Linked DNA regions of Mus musculus: region 2 is linked to region 1. Evidence: chromatin loops called from intact Hi-C (ENCODE). Cell type or tissue: heart. All regions are shown on one strand. Links, peaks and the distances in the headings refer to the core of each region. The heading gives the core; the rest is flanking DNA.

Region 1 (16,850 bases), core at 4,826-12,825:
AACACTTTTCCAACTGAGATGTCTCCTCAGTCCCTTGGGGCTGGCTGTGGGGATGACGTCAGCGTTATGTGTTACAGGGGTGTCTGAAGGGATGAATTGCCCTCTGTGATGGTGACATTACAGGAAACCCCAGGAGGAGAAGGAGGAACAGAGAGCTGCTGCTGGCCTCCAGAAAGTGACAATGCCTGGACTCTGTGGGATTTCTTATTCCAGACTTTTCTGCCTGCCAAACTCTGTTCTCTCTCTCTCTCTCTCTCTCTCCCTCTCTCTCTCTCTCTCTTTCTCTCTCTCTCTCTCTCTCTCTCTCTCTCTCTCTCTCTCTCTCTCTCTCTCTCTCTCTCTCTCTGTGTGTGTGTGTGTGTGTGTGTGTTTGGGATTGGCAGCAGCAGTTACAATGCCATGGGGAGATCCCCTGAGCCAAGGAATTGGCAGAGGGTAGAGTATGGTACGTGGCTTTATAAAGCCCAGCTTTGGGGCAACCAGACACTATCAGAGAGTATACTTAGGCTCCCAGACAGGTGGCATAGCCTACTGGTGACAATCATGGGACCTGCAGGTAGACTGCATGGGTCCAAATCTTAGGTCTTGCCTTGCCTTTCTCATCTGTGAAATGGACAGTGGTATATGGAGTTAAGATGAGCCAACACACACTCAACACAGTAAGAGGAGCCACATCTGGCTTGTAGTTGGACGAGCACATTTGCCTGTGAGTTTAGGACCACTCCAAGGTCTGTCTGTGGTTCCAGAACAATTATTAGCCATGTGACTTTCACTCTCAAAGGAGCTGTGGTCTGGAGTTAGTTCTTAGGATCTTGCCCACTGTGAGGTCTTCTGGTGGCTGAGTGATGGGAGGAACAGGAAACCCCAGGAGGAGAAGGAGGAACAGAGAGCTGCTGCTGGCCTCCAGAAAGTGACAATGCCTGGACTCTGTGGGATTTCTTATTCCAGACTTTTCTGCCTGCCAAACTCTGTTCTCTCTCTCTCTCTCTCTCTCTCTCTCTCTCTAAAGTGTGTGGCTTTACCCCTGACACAGGCATCGCAGTGTCACCTGTGCTAATGGAAGCCATAGGAACAGCTGGGTTGAGTTCCAATTTGCCGATATGTCTTTGGCTATTTATACCTCGACAGTGGAGCCGTAAGGATCTGGGCAGGTCCCAACACCCTCTGCCTCCTGTTTCTGCCCTGTAGAATGTCTCCAAAATGAGTAGTCCCTGCGAAATGGAGGCCCAGAGTTCCCAGAAGGAAGGCGTGCCATGCCCTGTTCCCCTTTGCCTTCCCTTCTCTCTAAGCTGTGTTGTTATCAGTAGGGTACTTTGGGTAACTGTTTCCCAGGGGAACCTCAAACCAGGCCAGACCTGGTTGCTGTGATCAAAGGGTAGTGTCTTAACCCAGATTCCTGCAGGCCTGCAGGATCGCTGCTACTTTGAGGTCTGCTGGATGCAGATAGGGTTTTCCAGCAGCTTCTTGGCTGCGTGGGAGCTTTCTGAAGCTTCTGGAGGGATGTGTTCTCTCCTCCCTCTTGCCCCCTCTCCTCTCTTTCTCCTTCCTCCCCAATCCACCCTCCTTCCTCTCTTCTCTTTCTTTTACCCCAAATATCCAGTGCTGGCCTCGTCAACTGAAGGAGGCAGGGTGGGCAGCTGAGAGTATGTCTTCTGGGAGAAATAGCCCTCCCAATCCCCTCATGGGGCATGTCAGCCCTGTAGGCTTTATCTTACGGAGCTGGCTCTGAACCATGATGCAGAGACAGTATCCCACCCCAATTAAGAAAGTTATAGCTGGCTACATGCATTTTATCATATGACTTAGCACAATTGTTTATTTGGTTCCTTATTATTATACATTTTAGAAAGTAAGAACAATTTTTAAATTAAAATATAATTATTTCACTTCCCCTTTCCCTCCCTCCCTCCAGGCCCTCCCATGTCTCCTCCAACTCTTCAATAGACAACCTTTTTCTTTGATATTATTGCATGTGTGCACGTGCATGTGTGAGTGTGTGTGTGTGTGTGTGTGTGTGTGTATGTGTGTGTGTGTGTGTGTGTGTGTGTTGCAAGGCTGGAGTACCTGTGATGTGTGCTGTGTTACAGCTGTGAGTGTAACCTGTGGAGCCTGCTTTTCCTTTGGAACCCCACTGCCTCGTTTCTGAAATGAGGGCACGGAACTGACATTAGCTGTGAGTTTTCACTCTGATCATGCCCTTCTTTGATCCTGAGACCCAGAGACCCAGTTTGAGCTCAATGGAAAGGTATCCAATAGCCACAGTTGCACAGTGATGGATACAAGAGGCTGCCTTGGGAGTAGGGAGCTGCCTGTGCTGAGGGATTCAGGTGAGACCACAGAACAGGCTGCTGGTGGTGGGGGAGCAGAGAGCTTCCAGAATACCACAGGCAGTTGGCTCATGGGACTGCAGTTTACCACTATTGCTCTTGGGAGGAGGTCACCTCTCCTCTCACCCGACATGTGCTGGATGTGGAGGTCACGGCCACTTCTAGACCAGGGTGACTGCAATATCTCCGACCTTTTGATACTACAATACCATGCTGTCATCCACAAAGCCACACTTAAAATCCTGTGATTGAGCTACAGAACCAAAACAAAACAGCCTCACCCACAAACTTACAAACTCGTCAGTGTTTCTCATCATGTGTATATGTGCTTGTGTTTGTATGTATGTATGTATGTATGTATGTATGTATGTATGTATGTATGTATGTATATGCATGTGTGTGTGCACATTGTATGCATGTGCACTTGTCTGTGTATAGGTATATACATGTGTGTGTACACATGCACTTGTCTGTGTGAGTATAGATGTATATATGCATGTATGTATGCATGCATGTATGCATGTGATTGTATGTGTGTCTGTGTGCATGTAGAGGCCAGAGGTCAAGCTCAGCAGTCGTTTCTCAGGAGCTGCTCCTTTTGCTTTCTGAAACAGGCTCTCTGATTGGTTGGAATTCACCAGGCAAGTTAGGCTGCTTGCCATCTGCCTCCCCAGTGCTGGGGTTACAGGTGTGTGCTGCAATGACCAGCTTTCTACTCGGTTTCTGGGGGTCAAACATAAGTCCTCATGTTTGTGTGACGAACTTTACTGCCTTGAGCTATCTACCCATCCCCCTAATTTGTAATAAATAAGTTATTGACCTTGCATTCAAAGGCTTTCGTGGTTATCTTTAGCCTTATGCAGTCAAACACAAGCAGCCAGCATGGGCTGTAGACTGGAGACACGTGCTTGAGTCTGAAGGCGTCTTCACTTCTCAAAGCTGGAGCTGTTTTTTAAGCCCAGTTGGTTGCTTAAAACCCCATGAGCCAGGCTGGAGAGATGGCTCTGGGGTTAAAAGCACTGACTGTTCTTCCAGAGGTCCTAAGTTCAACTCCCAGCAACCATATGGTGGCTCACAACCATCTGTAAAGGGATCTGATGCTCTCTTCTGATGTGTCTGATTACAGCTACAGTGTACTAACATATGTAAAATAAATAAATACATTAAAAAAAAACTAAACTATGAGCCAAGCGTGGCTACAGGCCAAGGCCAATGATGAAGAGGGCTCTTGTGCAGATTTTGAAAGGACCCCAGGATAGACCGAGTGAGCTCATGTCCAAATTCAGTGCTTACCTCAAAATGACAAGTTGGTTGAGCAGAGTGATTCCCAGTCACTCTCAGCCCTGCCACGTAAGTCCTGTGCCAGTAATTCTGACTGCAATATGACTCTTGTGTCCATGTTGGGAACCCTTCTTCTTCTCTTCTGGAAGTTTCTAAAACTTTAATTCTGCCTTGCAAGTGAGCTATTTATTATATTTGGGAATGTGTGTCTGTTTTCACAAATTAAGTTTGTTTGTTTGTTTGTTTTAAAAGGTATATTGTCATTTGAATTATGTGTATGTGAGTGTAGTGCCTGTGGAGACCAGAAGAGGGCATCAGATTCCCTGGACCTGGAGCTCCAGGTGGTTGTAAGCCACCTATTGTGGGTGCTGGTAACTGGGTCCTTTTGCGAGGGCAAGTGCTTCTAACTGCTGAGCCATCTCTCCAGCCTTGCCTTCTGGAGTTTATTGAAGAACTGTGTCCTGGGCCAGTTTGTATTTCTCCTACCTTGGAGCCTAGGGCTTTAGTCGCATTACACGGGCACTGCCACTTAGCCACATTCCAGTCCATATGTTATCTTTCATCTTGATCAGGGTCTCACTAAATTGCCCAGGCCAGCCTTGAACTTTTTCTCCTGTGTCGCAGGAGAAAGCTCTGGATTTACAGCCCTCCTGAGTACTTGGTTTCAGAGGCCGGTGCCACCGATCCCAGCTGTACATCATGTATCTCAGGCGCCAGAGAAATAGAAGACGTCTCAGTGTTTTGATTTGATTGATCATGTGTTGAAATTGAAATATTTGGCAAATGTCTTATTAAAAATCTATTATTGAAACAAACCCTTTCTGTCTCTTTATCCTGCAAGCAGCTGTCAGGAAAATGTAAAATTGAGACTCCGGAGATGGCTTGGCTGGTAAAATGCTTGCTGTGCCAGCATGAAGGCTTGAGTTCCATTCAGAACCAATGCAAAAAAGCCAGGCGTGGTGATTTCTATTCCCAGAGCTGGAGATGTAGAGACAGGGGGATTCCCAGGCCTTGCTGGCCAGCCAGTCCAGCCTGCTTGGCAAACACCAGGTTCAGGGAGAGACCCTGGCTTAAAACTCTCACTGGTAGTGGATAGTGTCTGAGGAATGACAGCCAAGGTTGACCTTACAAGCACACACATATGAACACATGTAGAATGTAAAACTACGTGTGTGTGACTTGTATGTTTAGTCATTGTACGAGACGTGTCGGCCGTCGGAACTTGTGGGGTTTCTCTCCGTTCTCTTTTTGCTTTTCTCTGGTACTGTCCTTCTTTCGTCTCTTTCCCACTTGTGTTTTATGTCTCTAGGACCCTTGAAGTAATTTGGGAGCTCCCTGGCCTCATACTTTGAGTACACAGAGTACTCCATTCTGTTTAAACATTTACCTCCTCCTGGGTTATCTGGCTGTGAAATGCTGGCTGCCTCTCTGTGCTGGATGATAGAAGTTGGCGTTCTCTTGAGAATTTACATCCATTTATTTATTATTTATTTCATATGCATGCATCTATCTATCTACCTACCTATTTAAAGATTTATTTCTTGTATGTATACAAGTACACTGTAGCTGTCTTCAGACACTCCAGAAGAGGGCATTAGATCCCATTACAGATGGTTGTGAGCCACCATGTGGTTGCTTGGAATTGAACTCAGGACCTCTGGAAGAGCAGGCAGTGCTCTTAACCACTGAGCCATCTCTCCAGCCCCTACCTACCTATCTATGTGTATCAGTATGCCACAGGAGCCTGCAGGGGGCGCCAGCTCACCACTGTTTGCTTTTGCCCCTTTTCCCCAGAAGTCAGTTCCTTCCTTGGAGCTTCTGTGTGAGGTGCGGGTGTTGCTTCATACGCTGTCAGTCTTGACTGTGAGACTCCCCCTCTTCTGCCTGAAGTCCTTCAATCGATCTTTCTTTCCTTGCCTCCCTCACTACCTCTCTCTCACCTTCCCACTCTGTTTATCACAGTCTATGCCCAGGAATGGCAGAGAACAGTTTGAAAGCATGGCTTATGGTCAGTTTGGCACTGTGGATGGGACCCAATATGGCCCCAGAGTGTTGAATTTAGTTTCAATCCCTGATGGCACTGAGAGAAGATAGAACCTTGAAGAGTCAGGGTCTAGCATGAGGCTTAGGGGCTGGGAGGAGTGGCCTTGTGAGATTCTGATTTCTTCCTCTCTTCTTTTACACTTGGCCTTGAAGTGAACCAGTCCTCTCCATGTGTCCCCACCATGACGCCACAGGCCCAAAGCACCCCGACTGGTTGGTTACAGACTGAAGCCCGGGACCCAACAATAAACCCCCTTCCTCCTCCTTCTCCTCCTCCTCCTCCTCCTCCTCCTCCTTCTTCTTCTCCTTTTTTTTGAGACAGGGTTTCTCTGGGTAGCCCTGGCTATCCCGGAATTCACTCTGTAGACCAGGCTGGCCTTGAACTCAGAAATCTGCCTGCCTCTGCCTCCCAAGTGCTGGGATTAAAGGTGCGTGCCACCACGCCCCACCATTCTTCTTCTTAAATTGATTTATCTCAGGCATTTGTTACAGTAGTGAATAACTGACTAATACAGAGCACTTTATCTCCTGGGTGTGGCGCTGCCTCTGTGAGATGAGATCTGTGGATGTTTCTAGAGGCATCTCTTGGAGAAGCCATCTCCTGCTGCTCAGCACAAGCAAGGGAGGCAACTGCAGCTGTGTCCCCTGGAGGTTCTCAATACGGAACCGGTTTACCCACCACAGCCTCTCTCCACATTCAACTCATCCCCTGAGCTGGGGCTTTGTGCACCAGCTTGTGACCCCACACTCATGCCATCTTTACCCTAGTATACTCGGTCTGTGACAGTTTTGCAACAGCATCCCGAATGCATTAAAAACAGCACTATGGCGCCACTTTCTACGAGAAGCAGACTGTAGGATGACAAGAAACAAGGTGTGTCTATCCTCAGTTCCCAGCACAGCCCAGACAATGTTCCACTACAGTGAATCCTTATAGGGCAGGCATGTTGGAATCAATCAAGTTAGTCCTACGGGTGGCACTAAACATGGTAGCACCTTCGCATACCTCAGGACCTTTGCACATGCTGTCCTTTTATACAGCACCACTTCCTGTACCTTTCTGACTTCATCTGCCCCTAAGTCTTTTATTTTGTATAGGTTCTATAGTACCTGACCACATTCAATTCCTCCTGCTCCCCTGAGGAGATTACCTCATCAAATCAGCCTTTCATTAGACATAGACGCCATGGAGCACAGGGGCCAATGCACACCCTTCCCGAGCTGCAGGCACTCTGTTCAGTTTTCTATATGTGATGGTTAGCCTTGATTGTCACCTCTCACCTATGGAGCTGGAGAGATGGCTCAATGGTTAAGAGCACTGGCTACTTTTCCAGAGGACCTTGGTTCAATTCCCAGCAACCACATGACAGCCTACAACCATCCGTGACTCCAGATCTGACGCCCTCCTCTGGGTTCCTGAGCATTGCACACATGTGGTCAGTCACATGTTCAGGCAAAGCACCCAGACATACCAATCAAAATAAAACTAAACAAAGATGAATGAGACCACCAGGATACCAACCCCTTGATGACACACTGGGTGCATGTTAGATCTTTTAAAACTGGGAGCGCATACTTGACAAAAATCAGTTTCAATGCGGGAAAGGCCTCTTTTGGCTACAGCTAGAGGGGATGTAATCTGTCATGGTGGGAAGGGATGGTGGCAGGTATGTGAGGTAACTGGTCATTTCACACCTATAGTCAGAAAGCAGAGGACAGGCAGGAAGAGGATCCAGACTATAACTTCAAGGCCCTAGTGGCACACTTCATTAAGGTTCCAGAACCTTCCATTATAGCGCCACCATCTGCGGACTAAGTGTTCATACACATGAGCCTATAGGTTTCTCATTTAAACCTCATTGTGAATTCTTCAGCATTATTTTGAACTGCCTGCAGGTAGGCAGGAACCTGGGGTATTAACCCAGGCCTCATATGTGTGCTAAGCACTTTTCCTCTGCCCTGTACCCTAGACTGGAGTTAGTTCTCATGCACTCTCTTCAAGGAGAGCAGAGGGGAAAACTGAGGCAGCGAGAGCTTTGCTCAGAGTTACATAGGTAGGTGGAGCAGGGTTTTAGTCCAGGTCACCTGATGCATGTTATGTGTACTGTAGTGTGTGTGTGTGTGTGTGTGTCTATAGCTATATCCTGGCAACGCTGGAGTCAGCCTCCAGGCTCTTCTGAGGTGCATCTTCCCAGCTATCAGAAACAAACTCAGACCCTTAATCAGGTTTTTCAAAACGCTCCGTGCAGCTCCACCGCCCTCTAGTGTTCATAGCACAATAGTGTGGATGCCTCACTGACCAAGAGCAGTCCAGGTTGTTTCTCAAGCCAGCTGGGCTTCTCTCAGGGCTGCTCTGGGTCTTTGTGAGCCCTTGAGTACACTCGGAAGGGTGTAGCTCCACACATGGATTTGCAGGTGTTGGCTAATGGCTGGACATGTGTCAGAGGATTTTGTTGCTAGCTCCTCCGAGGCCCGACAATACAGAGGAAACTTCAGTTTATACCTTCAATGGTGTAAGTTAGGACTCCCTGTCCTGCCTCTTCTCAACAATTCTGATGATAACTTGGTCCAAACTTGGGATCAAAATTTCTATGTTGGAGTGATCGACACACAAAGGAGATATGTTCCCCTGTCCTACTGTGTGCCCCACACTTAGGGTTTCGGAGAAGGAAGCCAGGTGGATTTTTGGGAAGAACATTCTGGGAAATGGGAACAGCAGGTGCAAAGGCCCTGGGGGCACCTGGGGGACAGTGAGGAGGAGGCAGGTGGGACTAAAGGAGCGTATATGGGAGAAACGCGTAATGAGGGCAAGAGTCAGGGGAAGCAGCCATTCGGGGAGCCTCAGAGACATGCCTTGACAGGACTGCCTGCAACACAGAGTGTGAGCAACTTAGGATGCTGAGCGACTTGAACGTCACTGAGCTATGAGGCCACTTAGGGTCCTCCTGCACTCAGCATCAGTGCCTGCTCCTGTCTGCACGGATTCGGTTTGCTTTTCCAGCACCCATTGTCTAGATGAGAAAACTGAGGGGCAGAGATGAGGGTGCAGTTCTCACTTGATGAGGACATGAATGGAGGCTCTGGAGGTTTCCAGGGCTGGGGTGGGGAGAGTGAGTATGAATCGGGGGAGGGAGAGAGAATGTTTGTGTAGGTGGACTGTTGTGGTCTTGTTGTAGCTACAGTAAAATAGACAAACCAGAGCTCATTTGCAGAGACTTGTATATCACAATGTACATCAATGTCAGCAAGATGTCTGAAAAAATTTGAAATTATATTTATTTGTTTAGCGTGTGTGCATGTGTGTGTGTGTGTGTGTGTGTGTGTGTGTGTGTGTGTGTGTCTGTGCATACATGTAATGACATGCATGCAGAGGTCAGGCAACAACTTTTGGAAGTTGGTTTTTCTCCACCATGTGTATCCAGAGGCTACACAAACTTGGACACAAGCACATGTCTTCACCTGTGGAGACATGTTTCTAGCCCATCACAAGATATTAAAGCAGCAGTTCTCAATCTGTGGGTCATGACCCTTTGGGAGTCACATATCCATATTTGGGGATATCCTGCATATCAGATATGTATATTATGATTCATAACAATAGCAAATTACAGTTATGAAGGAGCAACTAAATAATTTTATGGTGACGTTTACCATAACAGGAGGAACTGTATTAAAGGGTCTTGGTGTTAGGAAGCTTGAAAGCCACTGGGCTAAAGGAAGCAGGGGCCTGGCAGGGTCTGCACAGCTGTTTTACTGATTCCTTAGATGCCAGGCCTGGTAGTGCATGTCTATAATCCTAGCACTTACATACCATGAATTTGAGGTTAGCCTTGGCTACATAGTGAGACCTCTGGCTCAACAAAACAAAGAAAAGGGATATTCTCAAAGGTCTTTAAGGCAAGTGAGGTGGCTCAGTGTGTAAGACTTCTCATTGCCAAGCCTGATGATCAGAGCTGAATCCCTGGGACTCACACGGTAGAAGAGGAGAAGTGACTCCCATAGTTATCCTTTGATACCCCCCAACGTGTGTACTGCGACAGAGAGAGGGGAGAGAGAGAAAGAGAGAGAGAGAGAGAGAGAGAGAGAGAGAGAGAGAGAGAGAGAGAGAGAGAGAGAGAGAGAGAGAACAAAGAGAGAGATGTGGTCATTAGAAGTGGGGATTGGTGGGTCAAACAGACAGGGATACCCAAATCTCAGAGGAACCTGTCAACTGAAATAGATTTGGGCTCTTCTTAAGAGAATCAATCTGCTTTAAGCACAGGTTGGAAGCTGAAGTGAGGGAGGAAAGAAGGGGGCTAAGGAGGAGTATACGTTTTTATTTTCTATCTCCTTCATTCTCTAGGGCACTCTGCTTGGTGTGGGCAGGGTAGCAGGTATTGGAGAAGTGTTTTGGGGGATGGGATTCCTCAGGGATGTTGCTGCCTGTGTTCTTGGTCATTCCTTGCATGAATGATGTGTCCAAGGGGCTCACATCTCCTCCCAGCCGGGCCAGGCGTATCTTCAGCACACTGGTCCTTTTGTGCTGGATGCTGTGTTGACGGCGATGCCTCTAGCTCCTGATGGCTGAGTCTATTATGCCAGCAATTATAGCATTTTCTAAGTAAATACCAGCTGCTTATCTCCTCTCGTCTCTCTTAAAATTCCATCCATGCTTTGGAGATTTTCCTATATGAAGGATCTCATGTCCCCTTCATTTTCTCTTTTCTCCCCTCCCCTCCCCAATTTCTGGGCTTAAAGGTTCCTGCTCTGACTCTTTGAGTGTGGCAGACGAGACAGTATACATCATCATGGGCTTTGGAATCAGATACCCCGGTTCTAATCCCGGTCCTGTTGCATGCCACCTCTGCAGCCTTGAACTGATTGATTAACCTCTTGGGGTTGTCTCTTTCTCATCAGTAAAGTGGGATAAGAATATTCGCGTCCTAACGTGAAAGTTGAATTAGCTAATTGACCACAGAGCTTGATACAATTTGACATATGCTCAAAAAAATAGTGATTAGGGTTGTTCATTCTTCAATAACCTTTAAATTAATGTTAAGTTATTACATAAGGGCTGGGGATGTGATTTAATAGCAGAACAGTATAGGACTCAATAGTAGAGCATTTGCTCAGATTGCATGATCCCCAAGGCAAAAATATACCATACATAAACTACTATCTATTATATAATTAATAACCTATAACCAAATAAATTAAAAGCTATTCTGGTTAGATCAGATGCAATTGTGTGCAAGTGTGTTACTGTGTTACTCAGGAGACTGATGTGGGAGGCTCACATACACTCAGAACACAACCCAAGAAGCCAGAAGAAGGAATTGAGATGAAATATGAATGCATAGAACCCCTATTCATTCATTGAATTATAGCGGAAAAGTTCTCAAGCCTAGGGAAGAAACAGACAGGCAAGCACAGTAACCATTAGGACCCCAGACAGACACAGACAGAAAAGAACTCTACAACACTCACTTAAAATGCCAAGACTGCAGAACAAAGACCGTTAAATGATGGAAGGAAAGCTCATCAGAGTAACACCAAGAAACCTTAAAAGCTGGAAATTCATGCAGTGATATATTTTAAGCCCTGAAAGTCAATAATTGCCAACAGAGATTATTATATCCAGTGATCTTTAAAAATTGATAAGGAAATAAAGACCTCATCAGGCAAGCACTAAATTAAGCAGTTTGTGATCATCAGTTATCTCAGCCAGGGCAACATAGGCAAGAATAGGTTCTATGGGAAGAATCAATGGATAAGTGAGATTTAGGAAATACTCAATCATATCCAAGACCGTAGACTAGGGGTCAAGTTCGAATAGATTAGAATAAAGAGTATTTGAACCAATCCTGAAAAACATGGCCAACGGAACCACAGGAACCCTCTCCATAAGCAACTTAATGATATAGTGTAGCAGGCTGAGTAAACAAACCTAAAGCAAAGTAAGCAACTTAATGATACAGTGTAGCAGGCTGAGCAAACAAACCTAAAGCAAAGAGCCAGACAAAGCCTAAGTGCTCATCCTCTGTGAGAGAACACACCTCACAGGCAAAGACATACACAGACGGAGTGAATGGGTGTAGTCAAGATGGCAAGTTATAAAAAACCAGAAGGTGCTACCCTCAGACCTGGTGATGTAAACTGCAGACAAAATTAATCAGAGATAGTCAAAGCCACTGCTTGTTGATAAAGGGAAACCCATTCAGAAGATATCACTAGTATAAATGTGTATGCAACAAACATTGACAAAATCAATCTTACGAAGTAGCGCTGCTAGAAGTAAAGGGACTGATAGGTCTGGATATTATAGTGTGGGATTTCAACCCAAATAGATAATGCAGGCCCAAAACTCTTTCAGTTAAATTGCACTATAGATCCAATGTATTTACAAATCATCTACAGAATATTTTACCCAATAGCTGTGGATACACATGCAGCTGGCCACAGAACATTGAATGGAGCAAGACTTGGCAAAAACACCTCCCCAAAACCCCAAAACAAAACAAAACAAAACCAAATAAACCCCTCCCAACAAAACCAACCAACCAAAACAAACTCTCCAAACCTTCAAAACTTCAATTTTATCAGATTGCAATGAAACACATTTGGATATCAGTAGTAACAGAAACTACTAATACACTATACTAAACAATATGTGATTGAATGAACAATGGGGTCTTTGGAAAAATCAGGGAGGGATTGAAAGAATTCCTGGGATAAAATGAAAGTGAAAAGGACTTATCAGAATGGTTAACTTACAGCAATGGGAGTCCCAAAATAGTTATGAGTGATTATGTTAAAAAATAAATGTTTGGGCCAGCAAGATGGCTCAGAGGGTAAAGGCACTTGCAGCCAAGCCTTGATGGCTTGAGTTCTGGTGGAGGCAGAGAACCAACCGACTCTTGTCTTTGGATCTTTGCATGTGCAGCATGGCATGTGTGCATGAGAGGGCACATGACTGCATGAGTGCATATGCACACACACATACATTAAATAAATATCTAAAAAGCCAGATTCTAAATAAACAACTTAATAATTTATCTCAAGGTCCTAGATAAAGCAGAACAAGTTAAATCCCAAATCAGTAGGTAGAAAAAAATAATACAGATTATGGAAGAAAGAAATGAAAGGGATGTTAAAAGAATAATACAAGGTGCTAGAGAGAAGGTTCGGTGATTAAGAGCATTGGCTGGTCTTCTAGGAGAGCAGGGTTCAATTCTCACACCCACAGGGTAGCTCACAACTACCTGTAACCCCAGTTCTAGGAGATCTGGAAGCCTCGCACATATGTCATAATCCCTTAAGAACAACATCCAAAGCTGACCTCTGGCCCTATATGAATGTGCACAGATGTGTATGAACATCTGCACATATAGGAACTCTCTGGAGCACACACACATTTCATGTACCATGGGCTTGCTCACCTGTGTGGTCTACAGAGTTCTAAGCATGTTGAAGGTGGACAGGGCTAAGTGACAATGTTTGGTGGACAGCCAATACATTTTTTGACTTAAAATAATTTCAGCTCAGTGGGATTATGGAGCCGTCATCTGTGGAAAGTGAAGCAGTGTAGACTGGGGTGTGTGTGTGTGTGAGGGGCTGAGCAGAGGGACCCACAGGTAGGAGGATCTTGAAGAAGAGATAGTGGTTCTGGCCTCAGGAAGTCACAAAGTCACCCCTGGACAGTGTGGGACATGAACCCTCTTCTGGGGCTGACTGAAGCTAGACAGAAGGGAAGTATGAATCTCCGTGCTCCCAACATGTTTGGTGCTCATCAGCTGGAGGTGGGTGGTTTTCACTATGATGGTCAGCTTAATGGTTGCTGCTTCAGAAGGACTGGCATGCTGAGCCTCCTTCAGGGGTATCGGTGGGGCCCTCACTATCTTGCACCATGAAGATGCAACTGTGCATTGCTCTGGCCATGCTCCCTGAAGGCATCTTCCTCCCGGCACCATGATCTGCATAATTCTGGTGCTCAGTGGCATAGTGGAGGACTAGCAATGTGGGACGCACCCCGTGTAACCTCTAGAACAGGAGCTAGGCCTTTGTCACCCCACCCGCAGGCCAAGCACAGCACCACATTGTCTGGAGCTCTAGGACTGGAATTACATGCTTTTCCATGTGTCTTTTAAATTAGCTGTGTCCACTCTGCATTGTCTGGGGTCTTAGGAACTGCACAGTACTCTTCATTCCTGAGCTTTTCCAACCTCACTCTGTCTTTCCTGATTAACGTGGTTATTGAGCTTGGAGTCCAGGAGGGGGCGGTAGAGGACAGTAGAAAGAACGCCCCGAGTTAGCTGAGCAGCCACATCTGTGCTGCCCTTGCTGCTATCAATGGGGTCCTTTGGTGCAGCTGTGCTTAACCCTCTGAGGCAGTGCCAGCTTTCCCTGTACCCCACTTCTCTTCCCTCCCTTTCCACTCTGGTCTGGCCCCTTTCCTCTCTGGTTCCTCTCTTCCTTCACTCCTGTCTCTCGCCTTTTTCTGCCTCAGGGACCCCCGTCTCTCTCCTTGCTCCCTTTCTCTAATGGTACCTGAGTTGCTCTTGAAGGATGCCTGGGGACCAGGAAGGAAAGGTGACAGGAGTGAAAAACAGGAGACAGGAATGTGAGGGACCGGGGCGGATCTCACAGCTCCTTCTCTGGGCTTCCCCTGACCTGATTCTATCTGCCTTCCATGCTCTCAGCAACAACAGTGGCTTTCCATACCTGCTCTGCAGGAGGAGTACTGCAGGACTGACCGTGTGGGAAGCCAAGTTCACTGACCTGGCCTAAGAGTATGGACCACTGAGGTGGAAACTGGTGGTATACAAGCTGGTGTGGCCTCGCCATGGCAACACAGGCCAGCAATGAAACCAGAATCTGTAGCCAGGATGGGCCACTGCCAACCTCAGATGTTCCCCACAGCAGCCTGTCTCCACATGCGGGCCATCTGACACTTAGCACGTGGCTCATCTGATGTGCTTGCTGTGGGTGTTAGAGCCACATACTGGGTTTTTAAGGAATTGGAATGAAAAAGTAAATATAAAAGTATGACACTAATGTTGTTTTATATTAGTAATGTGCTAACATGATTAGTTTCAGTTATATGGCATCAATAATGGCTATTAAAGTTAATTGCACCTTTCCGTGTTTTAAGAAATACAAGAAAATATAAAGTCCCAGATGTAGCTTACATTGTAGTTTTAACGGTCAGTGCTGGTCTGGAATTTATGGCCCACCACCTTATTCTTTATCGTCTTCCCTTTCAATTGCAAAGAGACAGGTTCTCCATATGTTATCCAGTCTGGTGTCACACTCCTGGGCTCAAGAGAGATCTTCATGCCTAAGTCTCCTGAGAAGTTGAGACGACTGACATATACCATGATGCTTTGCTTTCAAAATTTATTTTAAACCACCCTGATCTATACTGTGTGTATTTAGATGTCTTGCTGTGGCCACATGACCAGGTGCCCATTCTTGCCACCCTGCAGGGAAGGAAGAGTCTCTTTTAGAATTTTCTCCTGGGGAGTTGTAAGCAATGCCTACCCCGTCTCATAAGATCCCAAGAACGAACCAAACTGTTGCTTTGCCAAAATGCATCCTGGGAGTCAATGAATTTATTAGGGTCATTGGTAAAGCATTGGTTACAGGCAGGAGGGTCAATGACCATAAAGTAGCCTCAGAGGAAGGCTTGTGGCTAGTGTGGATGGGAGCTCCCTTGTCAAGACTGCAAGATGGAGCACCCTCCTGTTAGCTTTTCCTAGTCTCTGTGCCTAGCCCTTCCAGCAGGACCCCTCTCCACTTCCAATGACTCTCCCCACCCACTCCTTTTGTGAGGGACTGCCATTCACCAACAAGCCTAATGGTGATAGACTCTTGAACGTGGGCACAGTTGATCTGGTAAAGATGGCACCTGCCGTGCTCCAGGACCAGGTCCTTCAGAATTGGAAAGACTATGCTGAGGAACTTCCAGGCTTCAGAAGATCCTCCTCCAACCCAGAGGGGTCTTGGGACAATAAAGGGAACCACCCTTGGGAACCACAAGCATTAAGCAATGTAGCCATGGAGACTGTGTGGCCTGAAGGCAAATGAAGGGGCCTTGGAACATCACAGTGTCACAGTCAATTCACTTCTGAGCCTCCCTCTCCCCACCTGGAAAACTGAAGCAGGATTGTGACCTACTTGCTCCCTGGTTATCCTGTAGAGCCCAGAGTTGTTAAATCCATCCTGAGTATAGGAATGGCGTCTGTGAAGGTCTGCTTTCGAAACCAGCCAGGGACTGGGGTGTGAATTCAGATCTCAGGACCAGTTTTTCTAAGACCAGAGAGGGGGCTTTGTCAGGCAGGAGTCTATATGCTAAGCCCAGATGTGGTGCTCTGCACACCTGCCCAGGTAGCAGCTGCTTTTCTCCTGATAGGCTTGTGACGTTGTATTGTAGCACATGCTTCCTGAAATGTCCAAGGGGTAGGAAAATGAAGGAGCCTGTCCATCCTTCTTAGGGCTCTGTGCATCACTGGTCCCCAAAGGCCAGAATGGGAACTATGGAAACCAGGAGGCCAGAGGTCCCTCTCCCTCTCCCTCATCTCCCTCCTCTCCCTCTCCCTCCTTTCCCTCTCCCTCCTCTCCCTCTCCCTCCTCTCCCTCTCCCTCTCCCTCTCCCTCTCCCTCTCCCTCTCCCTCTCCCTCTCCCTCTCCCTCTCCCTCTCCCTCTCCCTCTCCCTCTCCCTCTCCCTCTCCCTCTCCCTCTCCCTCTCCCTCTTCCTCTCCCTCCCGTCGAACTGTAGGTCTCCTGGTGCTTCCTCCTTGCCCCCTCAACTCTATTATCCCCAAGGTGGTCATTTCTTGCTGTGATTTCTTGTGGAGAAAATGGTTAGTTTGAGAGTCTGGGTTTAAGTAGCTAAGTGGTGGCTCCTGCCCCTGGGAAGCTTGCATCCTGAAGGCAGTTCAACAAAGGCTGCTAAAGCTGTCATCCTTTAGGGAACCCAGGGATGGCTGCTCAGTTCTTGGGATGTCTTCCAGGTTTATAGTAAAGAAAACAGGACCATCGGGAGAGATGATTTGCATTCGTGGCAAGCGACCCCTGGCATTCCCAAGCTCAGAGTGGGGTGGGGTGGGCAGGTTTGCTGGATTGTAAAGAAGCCCTGGGAGACTCAGAGCTTTGGAACTTTCACTGCGGGTCCTGATGTGCAGTAACTCCACCCCTTCTGGTGTCTGCTGTTCAAACTC
Region 2 (15,631 bases), core at 5,464-13,463, 1.0 Mb after region 1:
ACAAAATAGAGGTGAAAGTGTATATGCTGAGCTTACTTGTGCTCAACTCAACCTCTTTACCCTCATATAACTCAGGTCCCATGACTAGGGAATGGTGCTGCCCACGGTGGGTGGTGTCTTTCCATATCAGTTAACTTAATAAGACACCACCATGAGCTTGCCTACAGGCTAACCCAATATACACAATCCCTCATTAAGACTGCTACCAGGTAATTCTGAGTTGTGTTACAAATTGTATTTTGTGATAAACAGTGGAAGAAAACTCTTTATAGAAAAGCTCTAGTTAACACTCATCAAAGGAATCGCCGTTACAGAAGATGGATGGTGCAAATAATGAATAGGCAAAGGTGCCATGGAGTGTTACCTTCCTTAAAACAAGCAGAAATTTTGAGGCTTTCTATGTCACGGTGACCTTGAGGACTTTTATGCCAAGTGAACTCAGACAAAAAGGGCTGGGAGATAGATGGCTCAGTGATGCTTGCTGTGCAAATAGGCACTTCACACCCACAATCAAGCCAGAGAGAGGCAAATGCACGCTTGCCGGCTTGCTTGTCTGTGCTCAGCTGGGGCTTGATCGGTAAGCATGAAGGCCTGAGTTCAAACCCTCATCACCCATGTAAAAAGCCAGGCATGCTTCACATACCTGTAACCACAGCACTGGGGTAGTGGGGACAGCTAATCACCAGAGCTCACTGGCCAGACACCCTAACTAAAACAGTGTCCTGTTCAGTGAGAGACACCATCTCAAGGTAGCAAGCAATAGAAGACACCCAATGCCCTAGTCTGGCCTCTTGTACACTTATGTGCACTCAGCACACACATATGCTCCTGACATACCCCACACAAATAAGTAAGTTTTAAAGACAGGCACAGAGACTCATATTTACATGAGGAACAAGCAGGAGCCAAATCCCCAGAAGCAGAAAGTGAAAGCCTGTGCTGAGCCTGGGGAGAACGGGAAGAATGTAAGGGGTGTGGCTTCGGTGCTACAAGGCTTCCCCACAGCACACAAGGACACTTAATGCTTGTAAATGAATGCTTCTGTGGGTAAAGCAGAGGCTGGAGAGATGGCTCAGTGGTTAAGGACACTGACTGCTCTTCCGAAGGACCCAAGTTCAGTTCTCAGCACCCATGCCGGGTGACTCCCAACCTGCCTGTGACTTCAGCTCCATGGCATCCAATACCCTCTTGTCTCCATGGGAACCTGCACTCATCTGTACGTACCCCCCACCCACCCACACACACTCACTTGTGCACATACATATATGTATGAAAGCATGCATGCATATGCATATGCACACAAGTGATTAAAAGTTATCAAAATCATTTCTTTATTTTTTTAATGGTTTTTTTGAGACAGGGTTACTCTGTGTAGCCCTGGCTGTCCTGGAACTCACTCTGTAGACCAGGCTGGCCTCGAATTCAGAAATCCATCTGTTTCTGCCTCCCAAGTGCTGGATTAAAGGTGTGCACCACCACTGCCCGGCACAAAATCTTTTTTTTAAAGATGTATGTATGTATGTATGTATGTATGTATGTATTTAATGTATATGAGTGCTCTATCTGCATGTACACCTGCATGCCAGAATAGGGCATATAACTCATTATAGATGGTTGTAAGCCACCGTGTGGTTGCTGGGAATTGAACTCAGGACCTCTGGAAGAACAACGGGTTCAGCACTCTTAACTGCTGAGTCATCTCTCCAGTCCAAAATAAATTCTTAAAACACAGAAAGCAGGAAATGTTACACTGTGTGTTATTTTACCACAATTTAAAAATGAAGATAAGGTTATTAAAACAAACAAACAAACAAACAAACGAGTTGATGAGGACTTTAGCATAGCTACATCAGTCTGTCATCACTGATCCCACTTACCAACTTTGGCCTCATTAACAATAGAATAACTGGGTTGGCAAGATGGCTCAGCAGGTAATGGTGCTTGCTGCCAAGCCTACTAAACCCGAGTTCAATCCCTGGTAGGAGCAGGGAAGAAGTAACACCTACAAATTGACCTCTGACCTCCACACACACCTCTGCACGCTATTCTCTGCCCACCCTACCCCAACACACAATAAATAGATGTGAAAAAGAATGTTTTAAGTAGACTAACTAGAGTTACAGGGTAGTTCGGTGCATACAGTGCCTCCCTAGCACACATGAAGCCTGGGTTCTGTCCTAGCAGCTCATCAACTAGACAAGGTAGTGGATGTCTGTAATTCTCCACACTCAGGAGGCAGACACAGGAGAACCAGAAATTCAAGGTTATCCTTGGCTACCTGGTGAGTTTGAAGCTAGCCTGGGCTACATGAGGCAAGCGGAGGAAGCCCTGAGAGAATGTGTAAGGGGCAGAGGAAAGGCTGAGGGGATGTGTGTTGTTGACATAACATGAGGAGAGAGAGAGATCAGTAAACCAGACCAGGTCTACAACCCCAAAGCCCCGCCCCGTGACGTACTTCCTCCAGCAAGGCTCCACTTCCTAAGCTTTCGTCAAATGGGTGACCCAGAGTTAAGATACATGAGCCTGTGGGGCTAAGTTTCTCATTCCAACCACAAGGATCAAGACCCAGACTCTCTAGCAAATGGGTGGTGTGGGAGCAGTCTACAACCTCAGCCGTCGGGACGCATAGAAAGGAGCATTAGGAGTTTTGAGGCCAGCCTGGGCTACATAGTGAGGTCCTCCTCCTCCTCAAAAAAAAAAAAAAAAAAAAAAAAAAGTGGGGGTGAGAATACTGTTGTAGAATAAAGAGGTTTCTGATATACCAGAACCAAATTTAGCTTTGAGAGCGTGGTACTGCTGGTTCTGGTGGCTCAGGCTGGTAGGATTTGCGGAAGGAGGCAGAAGCAGGAGGATCTGGCGCGCATGATTCTAACAGGAAGAGGATGGCTTAGAGAACCGGAAGTAGAGAACCGGAACTAGCCTAAGCCAAAAGTCAGGCGCTCCCGGATCCTCGTTAGCTTGATTAAATGTGACAATTTCACAAGGGAACGGAGTGGAAAAATAGAGAGATTCTCTTGGTGAGGAAGTGACAGTGAGAAGTGGCCTAGCTGGCTTTAAATTACCTTAGAAAAATAAAAAAATAATAAAAAGGGCATGCTGGGAAAATGTAGAAGACGAGCAACGGGCACAGCAGGGCTGAACTCTTTCTCTGCTTTCATTAAGCCGCAAAGGTTTTGCAATAAAAACCGAATTCCTTGTAAGGCAAACAGTCCCAAAGGCAGATGTGTACAAACATACTACATGGTCACACCACATACAAACTATATACAGCCGCTCACACACATATACATACACTGCATACACTCTCATATACAACACATACCACACACACATTCACACATATGCACACCTACTCGTACATAAATTATGTACATATACACTATACACAGATATACAAACAACAGTATACATACATGCGTACATCCTACATATGCATACACACATACATTATACTGATCACACATGCATATACACACAACACAAAGTTAATTAATTAAAATGTAAGATAAATGCCCATATTATACCAATATTCATCACAGAGCTCTACCCACTGGGGATGAGGAGGGCTTTAAATAAGTTTTCCATCTTCTGGAAGCAGAACCCAAGGACCCTGTAGGGAAAACAGCACTAATAGTCACGTGATAATGATGGTGAAGCGTGGGAGAGACTTGCTCTGTACGTCCTGAGCTCAATCCCCATTCTCTCAATAAAATAGGGAAGAAAAAACAAAAACCAACCAAACAAAAAATGAGGCCAGAGATTTGCCCCCAGGGGTTTGTGCGTCCCCCACCCTAGGCATTTGATCCCAGGGGTTTGTGGGTCCCCAGGCATTTGACCCCAGGGGCTTGTGGGTCCCCCCCCCAGGCATTTGACCTCAGGGGCTTGTGGGTCCTGACGGAGAACTCCATGGGACACGTGTACTTTGAACATTTCCCTTCTGTGGAGAGAAACAGGTCACTCTGTGCAATCCAGGTAATTGAGAAGTAAAAAACACAAGCCCCTGCAGAACCCAAAGAAATGCTAATATGTGCATTGCACTGAGTGTGTGCAGAGAGCGGTCTTGCCGAGGCTGGAGCAAACTATTGCTCGGTAGACAGGAAGAAAGTCTAACAGATGATCTGGTTCTCCAAGGGAGGGGAAGTCTATGCATCCAGGACTGGGGAGATGCTCAGTGGGTAAGAGCACGTGCTGTCCGGGCATGGGGGGCCTGAGTTTCGGTCCCCAGTGATCATGTTAAAATAAAAAAACAAAAAAGTCCAGTGTGGCTAGGCGCACCTATAATTACAGTGCTCAGGAGTGGGGTGTAGGCAGTGGGGTAGCTGGAACTCACTAGCCTCCGGTTTAGCCTTCTGGGAACTCCAGACTCAAAGAGAAAGACCCCCCCTGCCCCATATCAAAAACAAACAAACAAACAAACAAACAAACAAACAAAGGCAGAAAGAGATGGGACAGAACACCTGAATATTCTCTGGCCTGTGCCCTGACACACAAAGACAAATTAAAAAATCTATAAATCCAGATTTTCAAAGTAAATAAAAATAGTTGGCCCACATTGGCCTTTGTGTAAATGCCACAAAGTTACAATTCTTCCTTAGAGGCTGCCTCCTTCACTACACTCAGACTTTACACAGGCGTGGGGAATTCGAACTCAGGTCCTCCTGTCCTTACCAGTCTCAGGCCAGTCTCTCGGTCTCTTTGTGGCAGTTGAGACTCCATCTCTAGCTGTAGGGATGGCATGTGAGCCAATCAGAGACACTGAGAAGCAGCGAGATCTTCAGGTGGATCCTCTCAGTAGGGCGCCTGGGGTGGCAGGGGAACTTCACGGTTCCCTCTGGGATTCAAAGCTGAGAGGATGCAAGGGCTGGAGCTATGACTGCCCTGTGGTAACCACCCTCCCGAGATTCCATCTGGGGTCAGAACAATTGCTGAGAGCTAAAGAGCGGCAAGACCTCATGACATCTGTTTATGGTGACCAGTGAGTCTGTTCTCATGCTGACCCAGTTCATGCTGTTGTTGGGTTCTGTCATGCTGCAAGAAGTTTTTGTTATAATATGAAAACCATCAGACTTGAGCTGACCAGGGGCCATCTTTGAGTCCCAGTACCTGCCTCCTGCATCCTGCCGCACCCAGCCTGTCTCCCACCCTCTGTCTCCTCAGCTTTTTCCTCCACCTTCCCAAATTCTCTCCCTCTCTGCATCCCGCAATCCTGTAAGTTCTTCAAGACTCAGGTGGAATTCTCCTCTTCTGACCCATCAGACCCTAGAGGCAGAAGGCTGTCTCGCCTGTGTGCCCCATCTTTTCCTCGATGTTAGAAAACAACCTAGACTACCAGCTTACCAAACCAGAAAGGTTTGTTTGTGGTCCTGGTTTTACTGGTTCCAGCCGACATGTTTCAGGCCCCATGTTTTGGCCTTGTGAAGCCGCAGAACATCAGGCATGAAGTATGTGTCAAAGTCAGTTTGCACAGCTTGTGATGGCTGGGAGGGAGAGGAAGGAAGGGGTGTGGAGAAGGAAGGAGAGGAGGAAGAAAAGAGAGAGGGAGGAAGAGAGACTCCCTTTAAGGGCATGCTCCTCCCGAAATTCCCACCACGTCTCAATAACACCATGAACTGGAGATGAAGCCTTCAACATGAGTGTTGGGAGTCATTTAAGAACAAGGCCGCAGCCCCCCTTCTCTACTCCAGTTCCAAGTCCCACAGGGCAATGAGTGCTTCTGGAACCCAGTGACCGGGGATCATTCCTGTCTCTCAGCTCTTGACTGGTCCAAATTCAGACCTGGGTTAGAAAGGACTATCTCTGAGGCTTAAGTTTCTGAACAATACTCGGTTCCCAGGAGAGATGAGAAGACAGGGTAAAAGATGAGGGTGGACCAGGGCTTGGAGAGAAAAGAGCGATTGTTCTCAGAGAGAAAGAGAGTCTTTGCTGGGCGTGGGGAGGAGACCGGATGCCATCAGTCCAAATGGAGTGATTCAGAGGAAACCTGAGGAGAAAAAAAATGACCAGCGAGGCCCCAACCAACCTGTTCGGGAAGGAAGGGAAAAGTTAGAGCCAGGAATGACACAAAACAGTCACCTCACGCCCCACATCTGCACCTCTGAGATGACAAAGGCACCGGGAGAGCATCCTTGCAATGCCATAAATCCTCCAGGAGGTGAGGGGTGACAAAGGGTGAGGTCACCTCAAGCTGCTGCCTGGAACAAGCTTTCTCACCTGAAGCGGCTCTGCCACTGACAGACACACACCCAAAGCCTTCTAGAATCTTCTGTACGGAGACAAGGGCACCTCCATGAAACGTTCCTCAGAGAGCCACTGTGTGCCCGAGTGGACTGGGCGTCGCTCACTCATCGGTCACAAGTGGGCGAGTTATCTGTTCTCACTTCCTAATCTCCCTGGGCACACAGTCCCCACGCCTCCTTCCCTTGGGGCCCATAGCTTCTGTGAGTGGCAGAGCGGCTAAAGCTGACGTCATCAGTCAGCTGCGAAGAAGCCCACAAAGGCTCCAGGCTCCGACTGAGATAGCTCAGCTGATGAAGGTGCCCGAGGCCACGCCTGATGGCCTGAGATCAACCCCGGGTTCCTACACAGTGAGAGGAGAGATTTGACTCCCTTGAACTGCCTCTGACCCCACACCCATGCACTGTGGCAAGCATCCCTTCCCCCACCCCCGCAAATAAATAAACTGCTTAAAACAGCATAACTTATTCCAAACAACAAAAAGCTTGGGCTCCCCACTACTGTACACCCCTGCTTGGGGCACCACTCTTCTCCCCATCCCAGTGGCTCCCACCTTCTCATTTCCCTCAAATCTGACTCACTCACTTATAAAAGAAAAGATAATGAATGTAGCACGCTCCAGACGTTGCCCAGAGAACCTGCGACATTGGGGGAACAGAAAGACCTTTGTTACCATCCGGTTCCACACAGTCTGTGGGTCCCCATGGTGGTCCCGGTCTGGGGTCCCATTTAGGATCTGTTGCCTATTGGAGCTGAAATGCGATGGGTAATATCGATGATTGACTCAACAAGGCTCTGGGAGCATCAAGGAGACTGACTTCATCAGGAGACTGACTTCATCGCAGGCCTGGGAGGGAGGTTCTAGATCAGCTTACACAACCTGTCACTTCCTTTGATCCAAGCCATGAAGCCTTACAGCTCTCCTGGCTGGAGCTGAAGCCGGGATTCACCTCCTGCTGGAATGCAGGGACTGAAGGGGGACCATCCAGAGGTCTCCAAGGAGGGGACAAGGATAGCCAGGAGAGGTGGCTGGGAGCAATGAGATTTTGTGGAGGCTGAAGTTGCAGGCGAGAAGTCAGACTCTGAATGCAGTGGGAAGAACAGGGCGCTGAGGGCTCCCCAGCTTGGAGGAGGGGTGCAGACCTGAGATGGCCCCTTCTCCCTAGACGGTGTCTCTGCCCAGAGGGCGGGGTAGCAGGTAGCAAGCAGATATCCTTCTTTTGACAGCTGTCAGTTATGGTGCCTAAGAATTGACCCTTCCCCTATCACTCATCTATCGATATTCCCTGCTTTACAAACAGGTTATGATTCAATATGCTTGAAATAAATTGAAAATGTCCAACTCAGGAGATAGGACAGCAAAGTGCTGAGCTAGCATAGGACCATGAGCTTGTGACCTCAGCTTGTAAACTCGGGGACATGAGCTTGTAATCCCATCGCTGGAGAGGTGTAGACAGACAGGGGCCCCTGGCCTCACTGACCAGTTGTCTCAGTTTTATGGTGAATTCCAGAACAATGAGAGACCCTGTCTCAAAAAAAAAGGGGGGGGTTTGTCTCCTGAAGAATGGCAGTCAAGGTTGTCTTCTGGCTTTCACATGCATACAGACATACATGCAAGTCGGCACAGACATCCACAGGAAGGAACACCTGCACACTAGAGGGGGGGATAGTGTAAGCAGAAATGCCTTGTGGGTACACTTAACCTGTGGAACACCAGGCAATAGAGCCCATTATGCAGAATACGATATTTTCCTCAGTGAGGGTGTGACAGACAGCTGTAGCCCACGGCTGCTGCCAAGCATTGAGAAAGGGGGTCATGTTCTCTAGCCCAGGAAAGATCAAAATGCAGAAATGCAAATTTTGACTCCTCCTAAACACATAACTGTGTCACACCTTTGTCACAGTCAGCAGTCACAGATCCTGCCCCCCACCACACCCCCGGCCCTGCTCTGTCTCCAAGCTTCATTCTCAATCAAAAGGACAGCGATTTCTCAGAAATTACGAATGTCACCGACATTTCCAGTACCCCGCTGCTGCAGTCACTCCCTTAAGTGTGTCTGTGGGTCCCCATCCCCTGCCTCCAAGCCACTCAGAACTCAATCAAACAAGTTGGTTATAGACACCGGAGCCTTGGATATTTTCTTCTAAGGCGGTATTTTTGATACCCTCCCACTGTTTAAGGAAAAAGCCTTATTCCTCTGCCCTGGAAACGCTGTTATAATGCTCCATATAATCTGAAAGTCAGTTGAGCTGACAGCTTAGCATTCCTTCACTGGAGATGGCTGGCAGCCACGTAGGATGCAGAAAGTCGACCCTGGGCAGTGGTCCCAGGTTTCGCTGAGTCCTGTAGTATGAACAGATCTTTACTGGTGATGTCTGCATACAGATGCGAATAGAGGTGCGTCTTCCCAGAACATCCTTGCCCTGTGCCCACTGGGCAGGCAAGTCAGGTTTGGAGTCACAGTCTGATGTGTATAGGGCCCCTGGCAATGCTTGGAGAGACAATGATGGAAGGGAGGGGCTGTGAAGTTGGAAACTGTTGGTCCCTAGCACAGAGAAAGAATCCCGGTTCTGTCTGGCTAGTTCACTTTACACCCAACACCATCCTCACCCTAGAGGAAGTGGGTAAGACTGGGTGCTGACCTCCAAGATTCTCCAACCTCCCAACCCACCTGTCACCACACCCTCTCCACAACGTCTTGATCACACTGTTATAAAAGCTTGTGGGGCTCCTGAGCCTCGTTTCTTCCTCTAGGAAATGAGGCGTCCTCGGGTTGCCTGAAATACAGTCATACCCGACTCCTACCCGCGCGCGCGCACACACAAACACACACACACACACACACACACACACACACACACACACACACACACACACGGGCGGGAGAGAAAGAGGGAGAGGGAGAGAGAGAGAGAAAGAGGAGAGAGAACGCTGCATGCGGCCACGCCCCCGCAAGGCCACGCCCCTCACCTGCTGACCTCGCCCGCCACGTTGTCATGGCGACGCACGTACACAGGCCGGGCAGTCGCGCGGGGCGCGGGCCAAGCTGGAGACTCGGCAGAGCGCGGCGGGCCGCCTCTTCCTGGGTCTGGCAAGCAGCTCCTAGTCCGCAGGGCTCTCGGAGGAGAACAGAGCCCCAGCTTCCTCCTCCTGCCAGGTGAGTGCGGTTCCAGGGATGACTGGCAGAAAGCAGTGGCGAAGATAGGAGGCGTGTCCCTGCCCGGAGTTCTCCAATACAGGCTCCTGTTACAGGGCACTGTTCAGACACCAACCATTCCACCTTAAGTGCAGTCACACCCTGTCGCCAGACGCATCCCACATCCCTTAGGCCCCAGGATCGCCCCCTGGTGCCGCTGGAATTAGAAGGGGACTCTTTCCCTTAGGGGGTCATCCACCAGCGGGCAGAGAGATCCCTTACCAGACCTCACATGCCCAGCTATAACTCAAAAGAAAATGTACAGCTGGCTCCCACACTAAGTAGCCCTCATCAGAATATATCTTCCAAAGTCTGCCTCTAACCCATCTCTAATCCATGGTTGACGGAAGCTGTTTGGCTCATATCACAGTATCAAGAGAGAACCAACACAGTTTAACACCCTCAAATGAATACAGTACTTTCAGGCAGATGGGGGACTGTACAGGACTAGACAAAGGTGGAGAAACACCACCTAACCAAGGCAGTGAGAGAAATAGGCTGAGCTTCCAAAGCTCCGTCTAGGATTGATCCCAGAGAGGGAGGGAATGAAAGGTAGTGTCCTCCCCAGCCAGAGCTGAGCTGCCTTCCAGGTATCATTTTGGCCTTTCAGTATTTACAGAGGACTTCCATCTGCCTGTCGAAGAAGCTCCTGGCTTAGGAGATGAAGTAGTGGCCCAAACTGTCAGGATGGCAGAGGGCCCCAAGATTTCACCCTAAAGCGAGAAGCTGATAAGGGAGGGAATAAAGGCAGAGACTCCTAGACCCTCCCCATGCCTTGTCTGTCCTGCATCAGCTCTGGGGTCCGTCATGCAGGTGGGTGTGCTGGGAACACAGTTCCCAGGAGGTCAAGGCAGAAGAGTGAGACGTTCAGGGTCATCCCTGAATGCCTGTCCCCGATGAGGCTCAGTACAGGGTGGTGATGGAGAGTAGAGACCCTGAGTGTCCTTGTCACAGCTAGAGGGGGTTTCGTTTCTATCTCCAGCCTCTGTAACTCTGCTTTCCAGAAGTTTCTCGGAAGAAACAAAAATGAGGACTTGTTCTTAGACCTGGCGTTGAGATGTCTCCCGGGCGCCTGGATGCAGCTCGGTTATTATTAAAACAGAAAGATACATTATCATCAATGTTTTAGGAATGTCGGATGTCACTGAAGTGTTGATTTTTTTTTTTACCTGTGCAGAACTTATTTGGTGTGTGTTATAAGAGAGAAGTAGGGATGGATGAGTGGGAGGGACAGAAAACACGGCATTCTGGTCACAGTGGTACACACCCATAATCATAGCACCGGGAAGGAGACTGGAAAATGAGTTCATTTATACTCAGCTATAGAGTGAGTTTGAGGACAGCCTGGGCTACCTTGAGAACTTGTCTAAAACCCCCAAACCCAAGAATGATGACAAAAATATTAGCAAACTCTCCAGGTAGTGAGCTCAGAGGAATTACACCTCTACCCCTTCCTTTTCTTTCTTTTGATGTGTCTGGGGTGGGGGTGGGGGCATGGCAGCACTGTTCACACTCAGTGCCACAAAGGTCAGAAGAGGGGATTAGATCCCTGGGAACCTGGGTGATGGATGACCGTGAGCCACCATGTGGATGCTGAGAATCAAACCTGAGCCCTTTACAAACCTGAGAAGACAGTGCTTTTAGCCTCTGAGCCATATTTCTGGCTCTCTTCGCTTTTGTTTCTTTCTTTGTACCCTCACCTACCCTCAAACTCACAATCCTCCTGTCTCAGCCTCCCCAGGGCCAGGTCACAGGCACGCACCACCACATCTGGCTCTCTGTCCACTTTAAAGATCTCCGTATATTCGACATTTTCCTCATAAGATGATGGAGGGAATCTGTGCAGAGTCCTGATCACATAGAATCCTTCATCTTCGTACTTTGCCTTTAGAAGTCAGTCCTTGGACCAGGGAGATGGCTCAGCAGGTAAACGTACTTGCCAAAGGAGCCTGGGGAGGTGTGTTTGAGTTTTGATCCCCATCACCCACCCACAGCGGAAGGAGGAAACAGATGCCTGCAAGTTGTCCTATGATCTCCATATGCTTACTGAGGTGTACAGATATCTCAGTAACACACACACACACACACAGTTTTAAAATAAAAATCGAAAGCATCCTTTCCTAATTTCAGTATATGGAGAAGTGCAGCAACTTACAAAGCAAGAATCAGTTGAAGCCTGCTTTTTCCATTGGCTGACTCCTGGTGCTTTGAACTCACTGGGAGCCTGTGGGTCTCTGACCTGGAGTGTAAGAGGCCCAACTTAGCATCAGTAATAGCTGATGGAGTCTGTTGTTGCCAGGCAACCTGGGAGAGAGTAACTCACCCGCAGTGTCTGAACTAGTAAGCGCTGGGTCATAACCAAGCAAAAACGAGCAGTGGGTGTCACGAGCAGTGGGTGTCACGGAGAAGAAGGCCGAGGGAGGGGGCAGCCGCTGTCTGTGACATTTGGGTTGTGGTTGGGATATTTGGAGCTCTGTTTTGTTTCTCTAGTTAAGAAAAAACATCGGGAATCTGGAGAGGTGACTCGGGTTAGTTAGAGGTTCTGGAGAGGTGACTCGGGTTAGTTAGAGGTTCTGGAGAGGTGACTCGGGTTAGTTAGAGGTTCTGGAGAGGTGACTCGGGTTAGTTAGAGGTTCTTACTGCTCTTGCAGAGGGCCCAGGTTCAGACCTGCGCACCCAGGTGGCATGGCAGGTCACAGCCGCTTGTAACTTCAATGCCAGGGGATCTGATGCCCTCTTCTGACCTCTGCATGCCCCTGCATATACCTGGTGCACATACATACCCTCAAGCACATATATGTTCACATAAGATAAATAAATAAATTTATTTTTTAAAAAAAAAAGAGTACATTCTGCTGATGTTTAAATGGACCAGTCATGTGAAACCGCGCCAATTCCTCCCCCAGCCCCAGACCCTTTTCTATAAAAAACCCATAGCTTTCAAGCCTCATGGTCGAATCCACTGTCTCCTGCATGAGATACTTTTCGACCCGGAGCTCCACCATTAAACTACCTTGTGTATTTACAGAGAGAGAGAGAGAGAGAAAAATGCCTTGAATTTGATTATCATATTTCAATGCTTCTCTGTTAGTGATCACTATTAGGAAAGATGACCTTCAAAAGACAGAGCTAGTCCATCACCTGGACACTCCCTGTCTCCCTCTCCCTCAGGACTCCATGACATCAGGAGACCCCAATTCATCCACTCAGGCTTAGAATGTGTTTCTCTAACCAAACCCTTTCTGGACCCTCCTGTAGGGAAATCAGAAAGAATGAAAGCGTATTTGAAGAGCGCTGATGGCTTTTTTGTCCTGAATAAAAGCACCACAATCGGCAAGCATGCAGATTCAGACCTCGTCTTACAGGTGAGGTACACGGCGTACGCCTGTCCCATGCACCCCGCCCCCCCAGCTCTCCTCCATGTGAGGTAGACTTGAGTCTCCCTAAGCCCAACTGCCACAGGTAGCAAGCAGCCAACTCTGTCCTTGGACAGCCAAGATCCATGCAGGAATCTTCCCGATGGCAGAGGGGAGCTGGCATTTGGTATCGGAAGGTGATGGGCCTTCTGTTAGTTAACAAACTCATGTCCTTACAGGTCCCAAATTGCCCCCCTGTCCAGAAGCAGCGTTCTGGGGGAGCTTAGAAGGGGTGCGCGGGGCAAGTACATTGAAGTGTTCTTCTTTACCATGTGCCCAGGGAAGGGTCTCTTTTTCCAACACCCCTCCAAGGCCTTCCCTTTCCATAGCTTGGCTCTAAGGGGCCCCTGGAGCCCAGGAAGCTCCAAGGTGAAGCCTTGGGCTTAGCCGTAGTCTCTCGTAATTGAACTTCATTTTCTGACGAGCTGTGGTTTGGTGGTCCAAAGCCTCAATTCACTGACAGCTGAGGAAGTGGAAGAAAGAGATGAATAATGAAAACAGAGACTCAGAAGCTCTTTAAATATTCAAGCAGGCTAAAATATTTTAGAGAGACGTGGGATGGGGCCTCCCACAGCAGAGGAGCTAGCTTCCCTGAAACCTTGCGCCACAAGCCTTTAATAAGCTTTTTTTTTTTTTTTTTTTGAAAAGGGAGACGGAGTGTGCCCCTCACACTGTTTCCTGGGTGGTTATGCTAGTGTGATGTATGTATAACAGCATCAAAGCAGTCCAGAGCACGGGCCGTATGTATGTGTGTAGCAGGGGTTGCCTGTGGAGGGTAGGTACCCATGATTTTATCATGGGTGCAGATTCATTTGCAGAAGCCAAGATGCCAAACAGCTCACCACCGGAGATCTAGACACCACTTCCTAGTTACAGTGGCCCCTCCCACAACCACCCCTAAGCCCTGAAACCAGTACTGTCTTCTCCACGTCGATAATTCTGTTGTTTGAGGAAAGTTACTTTAATTAAATCATACGGTGTGTGATTCAGGGTTTGATTTGAGTTGGTTTCCCTTTCCCTCAGGCCTAGAGATGCACTTAGGTTGCTAGCTTGTTTCTTTTTATTGCTGAGTAGCAGACCACGGTACAGACATGGTGCCGTTTGCTTAGCCGGTCATATACTGGAAACGGTGATTATCTCTAGTTTGGGGTCAGCATAGTAAAATAAATAGCTGCTCATTTTAGCTTGCTGTCAATTGCTCTGACAAACACTAAGACCAAAAGCACCTCGAGGAGCAATGGGTTTACTTGGCTCACACTTCTGCAGCCTAGTCCATCACTGAAGGATGTCAGGGCAGGAACTCAAGCAGGGCAGGAACCTGGAGGCAGAACCTGAAGCAGACGTCATAGGGGACACCCATTTACTGCTTGCTGGCTTGCTCAGTTTGCTTTCTTAAACACTTCCAGGACCACCTTGTGCGGGGTCAGCACCATCCACAGTGGCCCGGGCCCTCCACGTCAATCATTAATCAAGAGCATGCCCCGCCCCCAGGCTTGTGCACATGCAGATCTGATGCGGAGGTATTTTCTCAATTGAGGTCCCTCTTCCAAGATGATTCTAGACGGTGCCGAGTTTACCAAGCATCTACTCAGCACGGTGCTGCGTGCTGGACACAGCTTCTGAGTAGGCATGAAAGCCTGGGTATGTGATGGTAGCGTCACATGTCACATGGAAATGTCTGCATGGTACCCAGGGAAACCACCAAACTTGTCCAACGCCGCTGTGCGGCTTTCTTCTCCACCAGCGGCGTAGGAGATGGCCTCCCTCGCCTCACCAGCTGCGAATGCCATCCGCAGCTGTGTGGTTTTAAGTACTGAGAGTGACAGAGGCAGTATAAACCTATAAATCTCCTTATTTGTCTCATTTCTAATTCCAGAGAGAGGGCATCCAGCATCCTGCCATTACATAGCAGGCTGGTTAGCATTTCTGCAAAGTTCGCCTAATCTTAGAACACATTCATTCCAATTTAACAACAGCTCACCACATCTCCTGTGTTACTTTTCTCACGGCCAGGACCAAACAGCCAACAGAAACAACAGAGAACCTTGTCTGAGTGCATGGTATGCAGGAGGGTTCACTCCATTGGAACTTGGCCCCTGTGTGGGGTCAGAGCGTCATGGTGGCAGGAATGTGTGGCAGAGGACCTGCAGACCTCATGACAGATAGGAAATAGCAGGAATGTATAAGACACCAGGGCAGATAAAACTCAAGGACATGACCCAGTGACCTGCTTCCTCCTTTTAGGTCTCACCCCTACACCCCCCCCCACTTCCCACCACTACCCTAGTCATCCCATCTTACTACAAAGCCAATCATTGAATTGGAGTCTTAGCACTTCCATGCAAACCACCATCCCATACTCTCCAGTGGTGTGCTTCATTAAGGCCCAGGGCTAGCTTTCCCCATCGAGTCAAGTTGACCATCAAAATCAGCTGTCACACCCCCTTTTGCATGGCCTCCTACATGACCATCCCCATGCAAGAGCACAGAAAACCCATTCAGTACCCACAGTGGGAAAACCAAGAGAAAGAAGCAGTATTTCTTCTTAGCATATTGAGAGACTTTAAGCCAGGCACGGTGGTGCACGCCGCCGTTAATCCTAGCTAGCACTTGCAAGGCAAACTCAGGTAGGTCTTTGAGTTGGAGGCCAACCTGGTCTACAGAGGAAGTTCCAGGACAGTCAGAGATACACAGAGAAACCCGGTCTCAAAAACGGGGGGGGGGGGGGGGGGAGAAACGTGGAAATCAGAGGGAGTTTTGTGGAGTTGGTGGAGTGGGGTCCCT

What was found. A loop is a pair of places that touch in the nucleus more often than their neighbours do. Peaks named below come from ENCODE experiments on the same cell type or tissue, not always from the same donor. Only the 100,000 strongest peaks of a DNase experiment are listed, where the experiment ranks them.
Region 2: it touches region 1 in a loop (2.6-fold over the local background); 6 of 42 quality-filtered maps call a loop at or near these places.

Annotation. Positions count from the first base shown.
Region 1 is chr4:143,018,522-143,035,371 of GRCm38, reverse strand. No RefSeq gene overlaps it. Among named protein-coding and RNA genes, the nearest start is that of Mir7021, 110 kb to the left of the region's middle. In heart, for the core only: CTCF peaks have their summits at 5,363 (motif pointing right) and 7,911 (motif pointing left); no DNase peak of the experiment used is centred there; H3K27me3 peaks cover 1,540 bases.
Region 2 is chr4:142,008,710-142,024,340 of GRCm38, reverse strand. It overlaps Fhad1 (forkhead-associated (FHA) phosphopeptide binding domain 1), which reads left to right and starts at 12,690. Exons shown (of 32, transcript NM_177868.4): 1 at 12,690-12,796. The coding sequence starts at 12,704. 4930455G09Rik (RIKEN cDNA 4930455G09 gene) reads right to left here and starts at 6,443. Exons shown (of 2, transcript NR_131014.1): 1 at 6,211-6,443. In heart, for the core only: a CTCF peak has its summit at 9,564 (motif pointing left); DNase peaks (open chromatin) are centred at 6,440 and 9,290; H3K4me3 peaks cover 2,153 bases; H3K27ac peaks cover 2,956 bases; H3K27me3 peaks cover 3,115 bases.